Regions from separate parts of the Homo sapiens genome. Here region 2 is linked to region 1. The links are chromatin loops, found by intact Hi-C in ENCODE. Cell type or tissue: gastrocnemius medialis. All regions are shown on one strand. Links, peaks and the distances in the headings refer to the core of each region. The heading gives the core; the rest is flanking DNA. Region 1 holds the start of SRSF12 (serine and arginine rich splicing factor 12). Region 2 overlaps GABRR1 (gamma-aminobutyric acid type A receptor subunit rho1).

What was found. A loop is a pair of places that touch in the nucleus more often than their neighbours do. Peaks named below come from ENCODE experiments on the same cell type or tissue, not always from the same donor. Only the 100,000 strongest peaks of a DNase experiment are listed, where the experiment ranks them.
Region 2: a loop joins it to region 1, with 4 times the contacts of the local background. A loop is called at or near these places in 2 of 110 quality-filtered maps.

What each region holds. Positions count from the first base shown.
Region 1 is chr6:89,116,096-89,129,051 of GRCh38, reverse strand. SRSF12 (serine and arginine rich splicing factor 12) reads left to right here and starts at 10,981. Exons shown (of 5, transcript NM_080743.5): 1 at 10,981-11,229. The coding sequence starts at 11,165. It also overlaps a transcript of PM20D2 not described here. RefSeq lists silencers at 368-662, 11,128-11,397 and enhancers at 368-662, 6,148-6,277. In gastrocnemius medialis, for the core only: a CTCF peak has its summit at 6,231 (motif pointing left); a DNase peak (open chromatin) is centred at 2,631.
Region 2 is chr6:89,182,417-89,190,416 of GRCh38, reverse strand. GABRR1 (gamma-aminobutyric acid type A receptor subunit rho1) reads left to right here. Exons shown (of 10, transcript NM_002042.5): 6 at 170-252; 7 at 4,967-5,107. Among named protein-coding and RNA genes, the nearest start is that of GABRR1, 31 kb to the left of the region's middle. In gastrocnemius medialis, for the core only: no CTCF peak of the experiment used is centred there; a DNase peak (open chromatin) is centred at 3,426; H3K27ac peaks cover 2,777 bases.

The DNA.
Region 1 (12,956 bases), core at 2,439-10,438:
TTTTCTTTTTTCTTGCAATTTGTTGAAGAAACTTTGTAGCTTGCCCTGTAGTTTTCCACATTGTGGATATTGTTGATTGCTTTCTTTTGGTGGTATTAATGTGCTTTTTTAGCCCCTGTATTTCCTGAAAACTGATAGAACTAGAGTTGTCACCAGCCACATATAGATATTGAGCATTTGAAAAGTGGCTCATGGGACTTATTGGAGGAACTCGCCCCCAATATTTCAACATAGGTTCTTTCTATTTTCCATAAGTGTCAGCTGGCTGAGAAATAAAGAGAAAGTACAAAGAGAGGAATTTTACAGCTGGGCCACCGGGGGTGGCATCACATATTGGTGGGACCATGATGCCCACCTGAGCCTCAAACCAGCAAGTTTTTTAATTAAGGGTTTCAAAAGGGGAGGGGGTGTAAGAACAGAGAGTAGGGACAAAGATCACATGCTTCAAAGGGCAAAAAGCAGAACAAAGATCACATGCTTCTGAGGGAACAGGACAAAGGGCAAAAGCAGAACTACTGATAAGGGTCCAACAAAGATGACAAGGCAAAGGGCAAAAGCAGAACTACTGATAAGGGTCTATGTTCAGCAGTGCACATATTGTCTTGATAAACATCTTAAACAACAGAAAACAGGGTTTGAGAGCAGAGAACTGATCTGACCACAAATTTACCAGGGTGGAGTTTTCTCCCCACCCTAATAAGCCTGAGGGTACTGCAGGAGACCAGGGCGTATCTCAGTCCTTATCTCAACTGCATAAGACAGAGACTCCCAGAGCAGCCGTTTATAGACCTCCCTCCAGGAATGCATTCCTTTCCAAGGGTATTAATATTAATATTCTTTGCTAGGAAAAGAATTTAGCAATATCTCTCCTACTTGCATGTCCATTTATAGGCTCTCTGCAAGAAGAAAAATATGGCTCTTTTTGCCTGACCCAGCAGGCAGTCAGACCTTATGGTTATCTTCTCTTGTTCCCTAAAAATTGCTGTTATTCTGTTCTTTTTCAAGGTGCACTGATTTCATATTGTTCAAACACACGTTTTACAATCAATTTGTACAGTTAACACAATTATCACACTGGTCCTGACGTGATGTACATCCTTAGCTTACGAAGGTAACAGGATTAAGAGATTAAAGACAGGCATAAAAATTATAAAAGTATTATTTGGGAATTGATAAATGTCCATGAAATCTTCACAATTTATGTTCCTCTGCTGCGGCTCCAGCCGGTCCCTCCATTTGGGGGTCCCTGACTTCCCACAACAGGACTAAATGAATTTAAAATTTTATTTTAAATTTAAATAGTCCCATGTGTTTAGTGGCCACAGTATTGGACAGTGCAGATATAGAACACTTCCATTATTACAGAAAGTTCTATTAACCAATGCTGAGCTAGGCTAGACTCAGTGTTTTTGGAAGAGCATTTCAGCTAGGTGCAGTGGCTCTGGCCTGTAATCCCAGCACTTTGGGAGGCTGAGATGGGTGAATCACCTGAGGTCATGAGTTTGAGACTAGCCTGGGCAACATGGTGAAACTCCATCTCTACCAAAAATCAAAATTAGCCAGGCTTGGCGGCACATGCCTGTAATCCAAGCTATTCGGGAGGCTGAGGCAGGAGAACTGCTTGAACCCGGGAGGCAGAGGTTGCAGTGAGCCAAAATCACACCACTGCACTCCAGCCTGGGCAAGAGAGTGACACTCCGTCTCAAAAAAAAAAAAAAAAGCATTTCACAGGTACTGATGTGAACTTCCTTCAGAAGAGCATATAATGGATGTTTCTCTTTGTATTAATTTAGCAGTCATTTATGGCCATTGCCTGGACCCACTACTTCATTAGGGGTTGCAAAATTATGACATTATAATTCTATCATCTCCTCTTTATTTTATTGACTGGAATACTTTTAGAAAAACAAAACAAAACAAAACTTCCTTCATCAACCATTTGGGTTACCCTGAGGAATAAATTTATACAGGAAAGTTAGGATCCAAAGGTGACCAATTAGGGTTGTTTTTTAGTATAATTATGAACTTGTGCACTTAAAAATATTTGATATGTTTTAATTCATTGCAGTTATTGTTCTTATTGCTACTCAAATTGTCTTATCTCTAGCCAGGATTGTCTTTGGAATCCTTTTCACATGACCCCAGAAGCTTTTGATAACTTTTTTCTGATATGACAAGATATTTTAGGTTCATTGTGTACATTTTTCCCTCAAGCATGGAATCAGCCACACTTCCAAAAAGTCATTGTTTATTTTAAGACAAAATTATATTTAGGGAGTATGGTCTGGGCCATAAGGGGTGCCAAATGGTACTGGGCTGGTCATTGTTTCTAAGCCTTTTCAGTGGACAATGCTAATAACTCCTTTTTTTTTTTTTTTTTTTTAGATGGAGTCTCGTTCTGTCACCCAGGCTGGAGTGCAGTGGCGCAATCTCAGCTCACTGCAACCTCCAAGTTCAAGCAATTCTCTGCCACCCGAGTAGCTGGGATTATAGGCGCCTGCCACCATGCCCAGCTAATTTTTGTATTTTTAGTAGAGATGGGGTTTCACCATCTTGGCCAGGCTGGTCTTGAACTCTTGACCTTGTGATCCACCCGCCTCGGTCTCCCAAAGTGCTAGGATTACAGGCGTGAGCCACCATGCCAGGCCTTTTTTTTTTAAGACAGGTCTTTCTATGTCCCTCAGCCTGGAATGCCGTGGTGCAATCATGGCTCACTGCAGTCTTAACTTCACAGGCTCAAGTGATCCTCCCACCTCAGCCTCCCCAGTAGCTGGGACTACAGATGCGTGTCACCACACCTGGCTAACTTTTTAATTTTTTGTAGAGACGGGGTCTCACTTTGTTGCCCAGGTTGGTCTCCAACTTCTGGGCTCAAGCCATCCTCCTGCCTTGGCCTCCCAAAGTGCTGATACTACAGGCATGAGACACCATGCCCAGCCAAGAAATACTTTACTTTTTTTTTTTTTGAGACAGAGTTTCACTCTGTCGCCCCGGCTGCATTGTAGTGGCATGATCTCAGCTAACTGCAACCTCCACCTCCCAGGTTCAAGTGATTTTCCTGTCTCAGCCTCTCAAGTAGCTGGGGCTACAGGCACCCACCCCAATGCCCAACTAATTTTTGTATTTTTACTAGAGATGGGGTTTTGCCATGTTGGCCAGGCTGGTCTCGGACTCCTGACCTCAAGTGATCCGCCTGTCTGGGCCTCCCACAGTGCTGGGAATACAGGCATGAGCCACTGTGCCTGGCTGAGAATTTTTTTTTTTTTTTGAGACAGAGTTTTGCTGTTGTTGCCCAGGCTAGAGTGCAATGGTGCGACCTTGGCTCACTGCAACGTCCGCCTACTGGGCTCAAGAGACTCTCCTGCCTCAGCCTCCCGAGTAGCTGGGATTACAGGCACCCGCCACCACGCCCGGCTAATTTTTTTGTATTTTTAGTAGAGACGGGGTTTCACCATTTTGGTCAGGCTGGTCTTGAACTCTTGACCTCTGGTAATCCACCTGCCTTGGCCTCCCAAAGTTCTGAGGTTACAGGCATGAGCCACTGCACCCAGCTGAGAAATGGTTTTTTTTTTGAGACGGAGTCTCGCTCTGTCACCCAGGCTGGAGTGCAGTGGCGCGGTCTCGGCTCACTGCAACCTCCGCCTCCCAGGTTCACGCCATTCTCCTGCCTCAGTCTCCTGAGTAGCTGGGACTACAGGCGCCTGCCACCACACCCAGCTAATTTTTTGTATTTTTAGTAGAGACGGAGTTTCACCGTGTTAGCCAGGATGGTCTCGATCTCCTGACCTCGTGATCCGCCCACCTCGGCCTGCCAAAGTGCTGGGATTACAGGCGTGAGCTACCGCGCCCGGTGAGAAATACTTTTTAAAAGAGAAAATATATCACACACAAGACCCTTTTAACTGATCTGCTTGTACCAGTCTCTACTGTTCCAATTCATCCTCCACATTTTTGTCAGAATATCCTTATTAAACACAAATCTGATCTTAATCTCCTGCTTAAAAAATCTTGATGGGGCCAGGTACAGTGGGGTTACATACCTGTAACCCCAGCATTTTGGAAGGCTGAGGCAGGAGGATCACTTGAGGCCAGGAGTGTGAGACCAGCCTGGAAACATAGCAAGACCTACCTCTATAAAAAATTTAAAAATTAGCAGGGCATGGTGGTACACACTTGTAGCACCAGCAACTTGGGAAGCTGAAGTGGGAGGATTGCTTGAGTCCAGGAGGTTGGGGCTGCAGTGAGCCATGACTGCACCACTGCACTCCAGCCTGGGCAACAAAGCAAGACCCCGAATTGAAAAAAAAAAAAAAAACAACAACAGCAACAACAAAAACAACTTTGGCTCTAAATCTCCATTCCAATCTCTTTAGCATTCTTCCTTCCTTCTCCCCTAGTTCAGCAACACTACACTACTCTCACCACAAATGTCCCTTTGCTCATCGAGTTCACTTTGCTTTTTTTATTCCTGGGTGAATTTAATCCAATAAATAGCACAAACATTGATTTCCTCTAAAATAACTCCTAGTACTCCCCGCCAGAGAACTAATCTGTTTCCATTATATCCTCCATACTACTCCGAAATACCTTTATGTGGCACTAATGAAACAATATTATAATGACTTATTTACATACGTGTCTATCTCTAGCAAGAACGTCTCTCAAAAATTAAAGATACTCACCAGTGGTGGTACTATTTAGTTTTATATGTTACACTGATGAGACATTAAATGTGGAATTGCATAGTGTGAGAGTTAAAACTACAGGCACACACCACCATACCCAGCTACTTTGTTTTTATTTTTATTAGAGATGAGGTTTCGTATGTTGCCCAGACTAGGCCCTTTCCATATTTACATTAGGGAGAAAGTTTTAGTTTTGTGCCAGTATGTCTTCAACATCTCTATATTGAGTGATTAATTTCCCTTTTATAAGAGAGAGCAGGCTTGGAGCCTGCGCAGACAAAAGTAATCGGCTGGAATTTCCAACATGGTTTTGTTTATTATTATTATTTTGAGACATGATCTTGCTTTATTGCCCAGGCTAGAGTGCAGTGGCACGAACACAGCTCACTTCAGTCTCAACCTCCTGGACTCAAGTGATCCTCCCACCTCAGCCTCCAGAGTAGCTGGGACTACAGGCACACTCCACCATGCCCAACTAATTTGTTTTTATTTTTACTAGAGATGAGTTATCATATGTTGCCCAGACTAGTCTTGAACTCCTGGCCTCAATCATCCTGCCTCAGCCTCCCAAAGCACGGGGATTACAGGCATGAGCCATTGTGCCTGGCTCTCCTTCTGTCTATAAACCTTTTTTTTTTTTTTTTTTTGAGACAGTCTCACTCTGTTGCCTAGGCTGGAGTGCAGTGGCACGATCTCAGCTCACTGCAACCTCCACCTCTTGGGTTCATGAGATTCTTGTGCTCCAGCCTCCTGAGTAGCTGGGACTACAGGCACACACCACCATGCCCAGCTAATTTGTTTTTATTTTTATTAGAGATGAGGTATCGTATGTTGCCCAGACTAGTCTCAAACTCCTGCCCTTATGCAATCCTCCTGTCTCAGCCTCCCAAAGCACTGAGATTACAGGCATGAGCAACTGTGCCTGGCTCTCCTTCTGTCCATAAAACTTTAAAAATTAATATTGGTGATAGAGCTTTCTTTTTAAATAAAAGTGAGCTAATTTAAAGTAAACATATTATGGTAAAGAAGTACATCATTATGGCAAAAATCTCACAGGATGGATGAAAACGACTTAAGTTTGGGAAACAATGGACTAGGTCCTTGAGAATTAAGGAGCATAACTTCTATTTTCATCCCCAGTTCCTAGCACTGTGCTTCACATACAATAGATCAACACTAAGCAAATGGCAAATTAATTAGAAAGAAACACCCCCCCAAGATTTTCAATACCCAACATCATTTTAGGGAATATACAGGAAAAGTGACAGGCCTTCTAAGTTGACTTTTCTGAAAAAGTTAGTTTGATCCCTCCTAGTTACATTATTATCACACAAATGACCTTTTTAAAAACATGATTTCTTATGGCTATAGCAGAAGAGATCAAATTCATAAAAGGATACAATCATAGATTCTCCAACTGATTGTGTGGAATGATGATGTCTTATAAACCAAAGTACATAGGTAATAGAAAAATGTTTACAATGTGTTCTATACAAATCCCCACATCACTCTTCATGGTTTGTTTTAAGAAAGGATAGGCCATGGCAGCTCTCACTAGAGGAAAGCTAGCACCATCTGTTGGAGAGTGAGTTCACAACATAAAATGATATTCTCTGTTGACTTCATTAATCCTGACACTGTTTCTTCAAGGTACTTTTTAATCACACAAATTTCAAGACACTAATACCTACCTAAATACAATTTAATTTTCAATTAGTTCTAGTTATCCACTATGACAGTAATAAACAAAACTAGTTAATTAATCTGATTAAGATATTAATCAGATGTATTGTTTAATGCAGTTAAAATATTAATCAGTCTTTTACTATTTGACTTCTTGATTAGACCTGATAATTAGCCCATTCTGAGCCATTTAAGAAATGGAAGAAAAGCTTATTCAACCACATACTCTATCAGATTGCTTTAGAATAACAAATATCGTATGTATTGCTCAACATTGTAAACCTGCCTCAACTTCTTGATTATCCATGGTAATTAGGAAGAAATAGTGACAGCCTTGAATTGTGAACTTTACTAATAACCCAAACTCTTCTCCCACAAATCTACTGATGATATTGAGAGGTTTGTGCTTCTCCTGTACCATTCAGAATAGATGTTTCTAAGAGACAAAAAGAATGTAAGAGATAGTCAGCTCAGACTATGTGCAGGTAGGTAGAGATAAGAGGAAAGTCCTAAGTGTTTAGATTCTAAATGACAGTAAGTTATTGTCATATCAGCAATTTCCCCAAAGACAGGATTCAGGAGTAAACAACCAAACATTATAAATAGATTCACATGTGGCTCTATTTTAAACACAACATAGACTACTAATTTTAAAGACTTGTAAAACTGAAAAGAGATTCTGAATTTTTCTTGCAATACACTTTATAAAACCGTGATTCCAATGAAAAAGTTTAAAATGTATTTACTTTTGAAAAGTCAGGTGATGATATCTAAATGAGATATGACACAGGTTTTCCTAAAATATTTTCAAATCAAAGTCTCTCTTAGGTGAAAACTTAAAAAGCATTTAATTGATCATAATTTTTTAAATGTATTAAATAAAAAGTAATGGAAGCAACAGTTACTTCGAAGAACAATATATGAAACTCTCATGTAAAAATGAGGCTTTTGTTATGGGAACAGTTGTCAGATTTGCCAGTGGTATACTCCTTGGGAATCCTCAGGCAATTTAAGAAAAACATTAACTCTCCTAAGCCTGGAGGGTACCATTTGGTGCCTTAAAGCAATGATTCAATAAAGCAATACTTTTGTTAAATGGCACTTAAGTTCTAGAACAAAGGGTAAATATGAATATGTTTATGAGTCCAGGGACAGGCAGGGTGTTTACTCTTGACCTAAGCCTTTCCCCTACCTCTTCAAGTATCCTAATCTGCCAAAGGGAAGACAAAATACAGCTTCATCAGTTACTCATCTCAACTGGTTTAAGGACCAGGGCAAGACACTGGCCAAGCTGACTGTAACATTCCTTAGTTGGCCGTGCCCGACGATGTTCTCTCCTTAGGCCTTCCAACCAGAAAACAGCTTTCTTACACTTTACACTAGCTGCCTCAAATCATATCTGGAAAAAAGAACATACGTTTTTATGTAATATAAATAATTATGGCTCCACAACTTATTTTATATCAATTCCAGCTACCTTTTAAGTTCAAGTTGCTAAGAGAAACTCCTTACACAGTTGAAGACCCTTTCCTCAGGTATTTCCATCAAAAGGAACAGAAAAAACACCCCCTATCCATACATGCATGCTAAGTATTTTTGGATACTCCTACAAAAGCTTTTTTCAAACTGTAAAGAGCTTTGTGGTTTTTTTCTATATTTATAAAAAGCATTAAAAAAATCTGACAATACTAAAAGATAAGAAGAAAGCAAGTATCAGAGTATAATACCTATACCTGAATAGGTAAAAATAGAATAGAAAAATTCTATTTATACATGAACATACAGATAAATTTATTTATTTATTTACAGACAGGGTCTTGCTCTGTCACTCATGCTGGAATGCAGTGCACTGGCACAAACATAGTTCACTGCAGCCTCCAACTCCTGGGCTCAAGCAATCCTCTTGCCTCAGCCACCTGAGCAGCTAGGACTACAAGCATGTGCCACCATGGTTGGCTAATTTTTTTTTTTTTAATTTTCTGTAGAGATGGGGAGATTCTCTTATGTTGCCCAGCTGGTCACGAACTTCTAGCTTGGAGCAATCTTCCCAACTTGGCCTCCCACAGCACCAGGATACAGGCATGAGTCACCACGCCTGGCCAATATATTTTTAACTAAATAGGTTAATCGTTTACATGTCTCATGAATTGATTTTTCTCCACTTAACAGTATGTCAGGGATGAGTAATTGTGACTACCCACCAGGTCAAGTTTCTTTTCTTTGGTCAAGTTTTTTATTTGCAAAGTCAATGTAGTGGTTTGAATGGCGGCCCCCAAAAATACATGTCCAAGTCCTATCTCCAGGTATGTATCCTTATCTGGAAAAAGAATCTTTGCAGATGTAAGTGAGGATTTCAAGATGAGATCATTCTGAATTAACCAAGTGGGCCCTAAATCCAACGACAAATGTCCTTATAAGAGATAGAACTGGATAGGATAGATGGCTGATATCATTTGGCTCTGTCCCCACCCAAATTTCATCTTGAATTGTTAGCTCCCATAATTCCCACGTATTGTGGGAGGGACCTAGAGGGAGATAACTGAATCATGGGGGCAGTTCCCCATACTGTTCTCCTGGTAGTGAATAAGTCTCACGAGATCTGATGGTTTTATAAGGGGAAACCCCTTTCGCTTGGCTCTCATTCTCTGTCTGCCACCATGTAAGATGTGCCTTTTGCCCTACACCATGATTGTGAGGCCTCCCCAGTCTTGGGTATGTCTTTATCAGCAGTGTGAAAACGGACTAATACAGTGGCTCACACCTGTAATCTCAACTTTGGGAGGCCAAGGCAGGAGGATCACTTGAGCCTAAGAGTTTGAAATCAGCCTAGGCAACATAGACTCCATCTAAAATAAAAAGAGAGAGAGACAGAGAAAGAGAGAGAGAAAGACAGGAGGCCATGTGAAGACAGAAGTGGAGACTGGATCTATGTATCCACAGCCAAAACATGTGTGGGGCCACCAAAGACTGGAAGAAACAGAGGATTCCCCTAGAGTGCCTTCAGATAGATGATGGCCCTGCGGACACCTGGATTTCAGACTTCTGGCCTCTGAACTACAAGAGAATAAATTTCTGTTGTTTCGGGCCACCAAATCTGTGGTGCTTTGTCATGGCAGCCCTAGCCAACTAACACATGGTAAGCATTCTAAGCTTTTGTATTATGAATCCAGCCTGCTCTCCAGCCTCATTTTCCAACTCTTCTCCAGCCTCATGCTCCTGTTTTGCCTCATTTACTATATTGCCTCAAAGCCTTTGCACGTGCTGTTCCACTGCACTAATTACTCTTCTCCATTCTTTACCCATCTCTTCAAGACTTGTTCAGGGAACATAAGTGACCCTCTAGCCTTGCTCACCATCCCACAATGCCTGCTCTCAGCAGCATATAGTTCTTTTCATAGCCCTGTATTATAGTTTGTATCTTTACCAGTGTGATTGTTAGATTCTGCCTCCCTACCAAATTCTAAGCTCTAGGGGAATAGGCACGGTGCCAGTCTAGCCCTGTGCCTGCAGTGCCAGAGCAATCCCTTCTGAATGAAAGAATAGCCACCGTTCCAGTACAGCTGCAGACCCAGGAACCTCCACAGCCTCTGGGAGGGCTGTGAGCTAGAAGGGTGACCACGACATGTATTCTTCAAAGCCTACCACTTCTGCGAGCGAAAAGGGGCACTCTTCACACTTAGGAGTTGCCTGGTTACACTCCCAGCCCTGAATAACAGGCTGTGCCTGCCGGCCACAGGAGCAAGGCGAAGACGAGTCTAACTAGAAGGGGATGGGCTACAACATTTTGGGGGAATAGGGAGAGGGTAATTTAAATTTTGCTTAACTGTCCCTGCATTTAAACTGTTGTCTTCTACATCATGTATTCATTTGTACATTCGTTTGTCCCCCCTCTAGAATGTAAGCTCAGAGGGCGGGGCTTGGCCTGTTTGTTCATTGCTATATCCCACGCTAAGTGCCTGGCGCATAGTAGACGCTCAATAAACATCTGAATGAATGTACTCACAGCTGAGTGTTATGCCCCAAGTGAATAAAGGATGAAGAATCATATAATACTTAAAAATCCAACAGGCCAGGCGCGGTGGCTCACACCTGTAATCCCAGCACTTTGGAAGGCCGAGGCGGGAGAGGCTTGAGCCCAGGAGTTTGAGACCACCTGGGCAACACAGCGAGACCCCGTCTCTATTAAAAAAACAAATCCGAACAAAACCGAGACCTCACAGTTGGAAAGCCGAAGGCTCAAGACCAGAGGGGCAGGAGGCCTACCAACTGCCAAGGTCCTGCGCTCAGGACGATGCGCTGAGGGCCGCGGAGGCTGAGCGGGGGCGCGGTTGAAAGCGGCTCTCACTGACCCCACCTCCGCCCAGCCGCAGCCCCGCCACCACCTCTGGGTCCTCTAACCCCCGGCGTCCCCGCCGCGGCCTCAAGCCCCCTCTTGGCCTCCGCCCTCCTGACATACACTGGCCCTCGCCGCCCCCTCCCCAAATCCCGTCGCACTCCAGGACCCCCCATACCCGGATCCCATAGGGCCTGGGAACGGCCGCGCTCCTGTCTTCGGAATTCCCGCGGCCCCTGGGCCGCGCCGGCGCCGCCCCCGCCCCCGGCCCGTGCGTCCAGGCTGGCGCCGCGCTGCGCCCCCTCTGCGCCGGCCTCTGCGGCTGCGCGCTGGCGGGGCTGAGGCCGAGGGGTGGGGGTCGCGCCGGGGGCCGGCGGAGCTCCTGTGGTGGTAGCAGCGGTAGCGGGAGACGGAGCGAGTCCAGCGGCCGCGGGCAGACCCGGAGGGAACGGAGGAAGCGGTCATGTCTCGCTACACGAGGCCCCCCAACACCTCCCTGTTCATCAGGAACGTCGCGGACGCCACCAGGTGAACGGCCGCGGCTGCAGGTTGGGGGCGCGGAGGAGGGGCGGGGTAACAGCCGCGCCGCGGAGCACGGCCGAGGCCCGGCGGAGGCTCGGGGGAGCTGCGCGGAGCCTCCCCGCGGGCCCAGGCTGCGCCACTTGGGGAGGTGTGAGCCCTCGGACTACTCCGCGGCCCAGGGCGGAACTCGCGCCTCCGCCCTCCCGGCCAGCTTTCAGCCCCGGCGCCGCGCACATCGTGTCCCGGGCCCGCGTCGCTTTCCGCGGTTCAGCACCGCAGCCGGCGGGCCGTGGGACACGGGGCGCCCCTCTCCCGAGCTCAGGTCGCTCCCCGCCGGGAGTCGGGAGGGTTTGCGCTCCAGCGAGTGCCCGCGTTTCAGCTCCTTTGTCGCCGTGCCCCGATAAAATCGCGCGCATCCAACCCTCCTAGATGGAGAGGAATTGGGGCTGGTGAGAACGTTTTGTACCATAATGCGTACTCGGGCCTTACAGTTTCTTTCCCCCAGTTCTGGTCTACTTACAGACGGTGCTGCTTGCATTTTATTCACACAATTTTATTCTGCATACAAAAAATAACTTCAATGAATGAGATCAGTGCGTTTTTCTTTAAAGTTCTGAGTCCAGTATTAACACCCTTTTTAAGGGCGTGAGTATAGGCTCACCTGGTTGATTCTGATGCCCCACCCCTCCGTTGAGAATTTTGTCTACAGAGTGTCTGAACACAGATACTAAGGAATGACTTTTTCATATAGCACTTCCTTCCTTAATGGAGCTGAAGAAATTGGGGGCGGGGGGAGAGGGAACGGTGTTAATAGACATTCTCATTTCACTGGGCTTCATTTACTTCCCCCCAGCCTTTCTACCTATGCAGTACTGTTTTATTGTACATAAGGGAGAGCGGAAACTAAGAGTTTTAATGATTTACCTGGGGCCAGAGAGGTATAGATACATGGAGCTCTTGACTCCATAGTCATCTGAGATGAGTATTATAATTTACCTTTGAGGAGTAAATAAACGTTAAGTATTTTTTATTTTTTAGTTTTTTTTTTTTTTTTAGACAAAGTCTCGCTCTTGTCCCCCAGGCTGGAGTACAATGGCCCGATCTTGGTTGGCTGCAACCTCTGCCTCCCGGGTTCAAGCGATTCTCCTGCCTCAGCATCCAAAGTAGATGGGATTACAGGCGTGTGCCACCACACCCGGCTAATTTTTATATTTTTAGTAGAGATGAGGTTTCATTATGTTGGCCAGGCTGATCTCCAACTCCTGACCTCAAGTGATCCGCCCAGCTCGGCCTCCCAAAGCGCTGAGATTACAGGCATGAGCCACCGTGCCCGGCCAAGTATTTTTTATTTGATCACCGCAAGTACATGTATCACAACTATATGTTGTGGTTAATATATCTTAGTTAACATCTAAAAGGTGCCTTGTTTACATTTCTTCTGTCAGCCTTTTTATCAATATATTACATAGAAAACACGAACATAATTTATGATTTGGGCAGAATTAAAAAACCTTGCAGTTGAACAGACAACTTGAAAATGGAATAAGCATCAAGCCTCTTCAGGGTGTCTGTAGAAAAATCAGAGGTTTCCAATTCTAATGGTTCACAGGGGCCAGCCGGGGTAATATAAACGAGTGAAGCTGCCAGCCTATAAGGCACAGTAGGATGGTGTGGACTATCAAATAGAAATAGAATAGCAAATAGAAAAGGAAATATGCCATCTAAAAGGTGCA
Region 2 (8,000 bases), core at 1-8,000, 64 kb before region 1:
AGTGATGGTATCACTCATAAGCTACTTATCTAAACCCTGACACATTGCTTATGAAGTATGAGAAGAGGCATCTATCATATTGGAAGGAAGCAGAGGCCTTTTCCATTTATCATTTTGCACTCGTCTTTTGCAGGCTCTGAATAAATCAATTTTGTCTTTTTGGCCCTAGGGTTACAGTAACTGCAATGTGCAACATGGACTTCAGCCGATTTCCCTTGGACACACAAACGTGCTCTCTTGAAATTGAAAGCTGTGAGTAGACTTGTCCCCGGGCATCAGCACACAGCTCCTGATAATTCTCAACACCTCTAACTCTCAGCTGCAGGAACAGTGTGTGTTCCTTATTCATGAGTAGACTTTTTTTTTTTTTTGAGATGGAGTCTCACACTGTCGCCTGGGCTGGAATGCCGTGGCGCAGTCTCTGCTCACTGCAACCTCTGCCTCCCAGGTTCAAGTGATTCTCCTGCCTCAGCCTCCCGAGTAGCTGGGATTACAGGCACCTGCCACCATGCCTGGCTAATTTTTTGTATTTTTAGTAGAGACAGGGTTTCACTATGTTGACCAGGCTGATCTCCAACGCCTGACCTTGTGACCACCTGCTGGGATTACAGGCGTGAGCCACCATGCCCAGCCTTCATGACTGTACTTTTAAAGTAATGTGTTAGATTGAAGCTAGGTCTAGGGTAATTTTAAATATCAGGAACAAATTTGAAACTAAAACCTTCATTGCCATAACTGATCTTTTTTTTTTTTTAATTATACTTTAAGTTTTAGGGTACATGTGCACATTGTGCAGGTTAGTTACATATGTATACATGTGCCATGCTGGTGCGCTGCACCCACTAACTCATCATCTAGCATTAGGTATATCTCCCAATGCTATCCCTCCCCCCTCCCCCCACCCCACCACAGTCCCCAGAGTGTGATATTCCCCTTCCTGTGTCCATGTGATCTCATTGTTCAATTCCCACCTATGAGTGAGAATATGCGGTGTTTGGTTTTTTGTTCTTGCGATAGTTTACTGAGAATGATGGTTTCCAGTTTCATCCATGTCCCTACAAAGGACATGAACTCATCATTTTTTATGGCTGCATAGTATTCCATGGTGTATATGTGCCACATTTTCTTAATCCAGTCTATCATTGTTGGACATTTGGGTTGGTTCCAAGTCTTTGCTATTGTGAATAATGCCGCAATAAACATACGTGTGCAATAAACATAACTGATCTTTTTAATGCCCTATGGCAATGGTTTTAAACTTTGTTCTGTTGAATCAGGGTAACTGCTTGGGGAAGGGAAGTAGAGGGCTAAGCGAATGTGGGTCTCCTTCCAAGCCCTTTGCCCAACACACACACACACACACACACACACACAGACATGAGTTCATCCAGAGAGCTCATTTTTGATGTGTTTTATTGCTCTTCTAAATGTAATTTCTGCTGAAGAAAGGATTTCCTGGCCAAAACAAGTTTGACAACAGTTGCCCTAGGGAACTGCCACTGTGAGTTCGTGTGGTGGTTGAGATGCTCAGGCACAACAAGGGATTTCAGGAAGCTTGCACACACACAGACATCCTGGAAAAACTGAAAACCAGGCGCTATGACACCACAGGTGCAGTCAACAAAAGAAAAAAATACGCAAATTGGACTACATGAAAATTGTCAATTTTGTGCATCGACATTATCAGAGTAAAAAGGCAACCCACAAATGGGAGAATATATTGATAATATATTGATAAATCATCTATCTGATAAAGGATTGATATCCAGAATACAAAGAGAACAGCTAAAACTCAACAACAACAACAAAACAATCTGCTTAAAAAAATGGACAAAAGACTTGAATAGACATTTCTCCAAAGACGGTATACAAATGGCCAAGAAGCACATGAAAAGATGTTCAACATCATTAATCATTAGGAAAATGCAAACCAAAACTACAGTGAGTTACACTTACTGGGATGAATACTGTCAACAAAACAGAAAACAATTCTGGGGAGGATGTGAACAAATTAGAACCCTTATCCTTTGTGGGTAGTAATGTATAATGGTGCAGCCACTGGGGAAAACAGCTCCTCAAAAAATTAAAACAATGGCTGGGCACGGTTGCTCATACCTGTAATCCCAGCACTGTGGGTGGCCGGGGTAAGAGGATCACTTGAGCCCAGAAGTTGAAGACCAGTCTGGGCAACATAGCAAGACCCTGTCTCTACAAAAAATACAAAAATGTGCTGGGCATGGTGGCTGGCATCTGTGGTCCCAGCTGCTCGGGAGGCTGAGGCAGGAGAATCACTTGAGCCCAAGAGCCTGAGGCTGCAGGCTGCAGTGAGCTATGATTGCACCACTGCACTCCAGCCTGGGTGAGAAAGCAAGACCCCCATGTCTAAAAAAAAAAAAAAATTAAGAACATATGATCCAGCAAATCCATTTCTGGGTAAATAACCAAAAGAATTGAAAGCAGGGTCTTGAAAAGGTACTTGTATGCTCATATTTATAGCAGTTCTATTCACAATTGCTAAAACATGAAAACAACCCAAGTGTCCATCAATGGATGAATGGATACACAGAATGCAGTATCTGCATACAGTGGAAGAGTGTTCGGCCTTAAAAAACAAGGATTTCCGATACATGCTACAGCATGAATGAAACTTGAGGGCATTATGCTAAGTGAAATCAGCCAATCGCAAAAGACAAATACTGTATGATGTCACTTTTAAGAGGTACTTAGCGTAGTCAAAATTATAGAGACAGAAAGTAGAATGGTGGTTGCCAGAGGCTGGGGAGAGGGGAAACAGGGATGAGGCGTTATTGTTAAATGGGTATGGAGCTTCAGTTTGGGAAGATGAAAAGAGTTCTGGAGATGGATGGTGGTATGACCATCATACTGGTTGTGTTTATGTAGTAATGTAGTACAACACAGATACTACATGAAAATTTTAAAATGCTGTGCATCAAAACATTATCAACAGAGTAAATGCAACCCACGAATGGGAGAATATACAATGGCAAATGATGTATCCTACCATAAGAATGGCTGTATTTATGTAGTAATTTTCATGTAGTATAATTTTAATTATATTTATCATGCATCATAAATACAACACTTAAGAATGTAGTGCAATACCACTGAAGTTACACTAAAGAATGGTTAAGATGGTAAATTTTATGTGTATTTTAACACAACACAACACACACACACACACACACACCCCCCAGAAACCAGGCCACAGAAAGAGCCAGGCTGAGGCAGTATAAAATGATCCACATGCATCTCTGTCCCTCTACATGTCCGCTCCATTCTCCTCCCTGCCCAAACACTTTCTCCCACAGCACAGTGGACACCCCTGTGACTCCTACACTCCTCCTGAACACTGGCACTCCCTGGCAGTGTCAAAGCCCTAGTGAGGGTTCTCACTGTTCCAGGGCACTTTATCAGCCAGCCTGGGCTTGTAGCAGTGGATCAGGTGTCCCCTGGCTCCAATCATCTGGGACCAAGGAGTGCAGGGACATTGACATCACACACCGCTGGGGCCAAAGGGACAGCTGCATAGGGCACTGAATGTGGGGAAAGGGTGTAATAAAACCCAGGACCAAGGGAGTGGCTACTTATTGCACAGTGGCTTTACCTCTGCCTTGTCATTCAACCCTCACAAGACCCTGAAGAACAGGTTATTATCATTATACAAAGGAGGGACAGAGCTCGGTGGCAGAGCCAGACTGAAATACTGAGTTCATTGTCTCCAGAACTTAGTTTTCCCCACTATGCCTGGGCAGCTTCTGCCTCCATCTGGAATGTAGCCTTTTTTCAGGTTGTATCAGTCATGGCTCCGCCAGATAAACAGAACCAGTAGGACATACAGAGTAGAGATTTATTGCAAGGAAGTGGCTAGCAGGATTGTGGGGGCTGGCTAAGAGTCCCACATCTGCAGGGCGGGCCATCAGGAGTGCAGGAGGGGCACTCTGGGGCAGGAGCGGATGCCGCAGGCCACAGGTGGGATTTCTTCTTCCAGGAAGCCTCATTTCTGCTTCTAAGGCCTTTCAACTGATGGAATCAGGCCCACCCAGATTATCCAGGAAAATCCCCTTTAAAGTCCAGTGGTTGTAGATATTAGTCACATCTACAAAACACTTTTACAGATTAGTGTTTGATTGTATAATTGGGTACCATAGCCAAGCCAGGTTGACACATGAAACTGACCATCACACAGGTCAAGTGTTAGAAAACAAGAATAAAATAGTCCCAGGGACCCCTGGAAGGAACTGTTTACACATCAACAGGCTGGACTGGCAGTGCCATGAGGCTTCTCCTCAGTTATGCTCAGGCTGGAGGTAGGTTTGTTCACTTGGAGTTCACCAGAAGCAGGTGAGGGAAGGGGAAATGGTAGCACCAGAAAGGGTGATGATCATGGATTCACTTCGACTTTACCCTGAGTAGGAGTAACTGGAGTCCTACAGAGAGGGACTTGTTCCACTCCCGTCTCTTTATGGATCTTTTCTTGCTAAAATTCAGCCTTTATTACCTGATAGTGTTTACAGGTGCTTGCCATCAATTGATGAGTCGCCACACTTTGAAAGAAGAAAGGAAAAGGCTAAATTACTCTCCATTTATAAGGCTGAGCCATGTGAAATTTTGCCAATATTTAACCATTTCTAACCTACAAAAATAGAATTCCATTTGATTTAACCTAATAAATGGCAGGCTGAATTGTAGGGTGAACCCTTTTGCAGGAATTATGTGCATTTGGGCTTGAGAACTTTGCTCTGATGACTTTTGGAAGAGTGGAGATAATTAGATTTGTCTTTTTGGATATTGTTTTGCTTTGTTTAGACTGTGGTTTGTTTTTCAAACTATCATATCACAATCCCAGTAGTCAGTGTGGGAGGTCAGGACACAGCTTCTACATAGCCCCACAGACCATCCTGTCTTGCCACCACCTTGTGTCTGATGCTGGCCCCTGTCTTTTCAGATGCCTATACAGAAGATGACCTCATGCTGTACTGGAAAAAGGGCAATGACTCCTTAAAGACAGATGAACGGATCTCACTCTCCCAGTTCCTCATTCAGGAATTCCACACCACCACCAAACTGGCTTTCTACAGCAGCACAGGTAAGTGTAGAGTGAGGGCTGAGAGTCAGGGCAGGCTTCAGCTTGGTCTCCAAGGTTCACCCTCTATTATAGGAAAGGTTTGAATTGGTCGTCAGGTGAGCAGTGTCACTTATATTTGAAACTAAAGACAGAGGCCGGGTGCAGTGGCTCATGTCCCAGCACTTTGGGAGGCCAAGGTGGATGGATTGCTTGAGCTTAGGAGTTCAAGACAAGCCTGGCCAACATGGTGAAACTCAGTCTCTACTAAAAATACAAAAATTAGCCAAGTGTGGTGGCACACGCCTGTAGTCCCAGCTATCTGGAAGGCTGAGGTGGGAGATCCCTTGAGCCCTGGAGTCGGAGGTTACAGTGAGCTGAGATCACACCACTGCACTCCAGCCTGGGCGACAGAGTGAGACCCTGCCTCAAAAAAAAAAAAAAAAAAGAAAGAAAAGAAACTAAAGGCAGAAATCCTAAGTGAAGTCTAGTGGGTAGCAAGCAGTGGGTGGAAGTGATTTTTTTGATATTACCAATGCGTCAGAGTACTAACCTAAAAAAATTAGTAAGAACTTAAAACATAAGCCACTTGAGTGGGTTTATTTGAGACAATCGCATTGCCAGCTTAGTAACTGGCATCTCAGCCGTGATACGCTGATCCGAGTCCCCTCCTTGACAGCAGGAAACAAATACAATTCAGGTCTGCTGTTTTCAATTTACGTTCTCCCTGCTCCAGCCAGCCCCGTGGGGTCGCTCCACTCTTGACCAGTCTGCTCTTGCTATGCTGCTTGCACAGCCCCTCCTGGTGACTCTCTTCTAAGTGTCAGTGCAAGAACCACTGGTCAGTCCCCTGTGGACCCAGTTGTTCCTTTTTGAACCAAGGGTTGGGACAGGCTCACCCCCTCCTGTTGCCTGCGGGGGCATGCTCTGTGACCTTTCTCCTGGGAGCTTGCCTGCGCTAAATAGCTGAGGTTAACTTGCTTCATTTCTTGCCTTAAAAAAAAAAGTAGGGACACAAGTGGGTTTTGATTACATCGATGAATTGTATAGTGGTGAAGTCTAGGAATTTTTTTTTTTTTTTTTTTTGAGACGGAGTCTCACTCTGTTGCCCAGGCTAGAGTGCAATGGCCAGATGGCCAGGTCTGGGCTCACTGCAACCTCTGCCTCCTGGGTTCAAGCAATTCTCCTGCCTCAGCCTCCCGAGTAGCTGGGATTACAGGCACCCACCACCACGGCTGGCTAATTTTTGTATTTTTAGTAGAGATGGGGTTTCACCATGTTGGCCAGGCTGGTCTTGAACTCTTGACCTCAAATGATTGGCCCACCTCAGCCTCCTGAAGTGCTGGGATTACAGGCATGAACCACTGCGCCCAGCTGAAGTCTAGGATTTTAGTACATCTGTCACCTGAGTGGTGTACATTGTACCCAATGGGTAGTTTTTCATCCCTCACTCTCCTCCCACCTTCTCCACTTCCGAGTCTCCAGTGTCCACTATACCACTCTGTATGCCTTTGTGTTTCCATAGCTTAGCTCCCACTTATAAGTGAGAACATGTGGTATCTGCTTTTCAATTCCTGAGTTATTTCACCTAGAATAATGGCCTCCAGTTCCATCCGAGTTACTGCAAAAGACATTATTTCATCTTTTTTTTTTAATGGAAGAGTGGTATTCCATGGTGTATATATACCATATTCATTCATATCCATTCATCTGTTGATGGGCACTTAGGTTGATTTCATATCTTTGCAATTGTGAATTGTGCTTCTTGCCTCTTTTTTGACCAGTCACCTTTCAGGATGATTTCGCTCAAATCTTCATGCAGTTTCTATGTAAAACTTGCGCAATTGACTGCACAGGGAAGCACATTCTTTTTAAGTACCCCATGGTCTTCCTAATCTGTAAGAGGGAGCACCAACATAGCACTACAACCCAGCACATATTATCTCCTGTATCCATCACCCCAAAGTATTGGTTCCTTGGAGGAACCCTGTTCTTTTGACCCTCAGCATTCTGACAGTCCCTCTGCAGTAGCTTGCTGGTAACCAGAGGCATGTCCCATGCATTATAATGACCCAGGGTGCCAAGTTTCCAAGTTCATATTGCCAAGTCCCCATCCATTTTATTTTTAGTCCTAGGCATCTCACGCATATAAGGCCTTTTCCTTTTTTTTTTTGTCTTTTTTTTTTTCCATCATCCTCCCTTTCTCTTCAACTCCTCCATGCATATGTTTTCCTTGTAAGGACACAAAAGAAGAGCTAAAATGTAGCTGGACCTGTGATTGTTCACTGTGTTCCTAAATACAATGTTGTGTTTAACTTTCTTTTTTAACTTAAAGCACATTTCTCCCCATAAAGAAATCTAAAGAGATTGTTTAAATCAGTGCTTCTCAAACTTTGACGTGCATATGAACTATGAACAAATTACATATATATATATAAAATTATTTTTTTTCCTAATAGAGACAGGGTCTCATTCTGTGGCTCAGGCTGGAGTGCAGTGGGCGATCATAGCTCACTGTAACCTTGAACTCCTGAGCTCAAGCAATCCTCCCGCCTTGGCCTCCCAAAGTGCTGGGATTACAGGCATGAGCCACCGCGCCCAGCTGAGAATATTGTTAAATGGACCTCCAATTAAGTAGGTTTGGGGTGGGGCCCAGGTATCTTCATTTATAACAAGCTCCCAGGTGACGGTGAGGTTGCTGAACCCTAGACCAGGTAATGAGAGTAACAGGAGTTTAAATGACCCAGGCGTGATGGTAGTTCATACCTGTAATCTCAGCATTTTGGGAGGCTGAAGTGGGTGGATCACTTGAAGCCAGGAGTTCGAGACCAGCCTGGTGAACATAGCAAGACCCAGTCTCTACCAAAAAATTTAAACATCAGCTGGGTGTAGTGGTACCAGCTACTTGGGAGGCTGA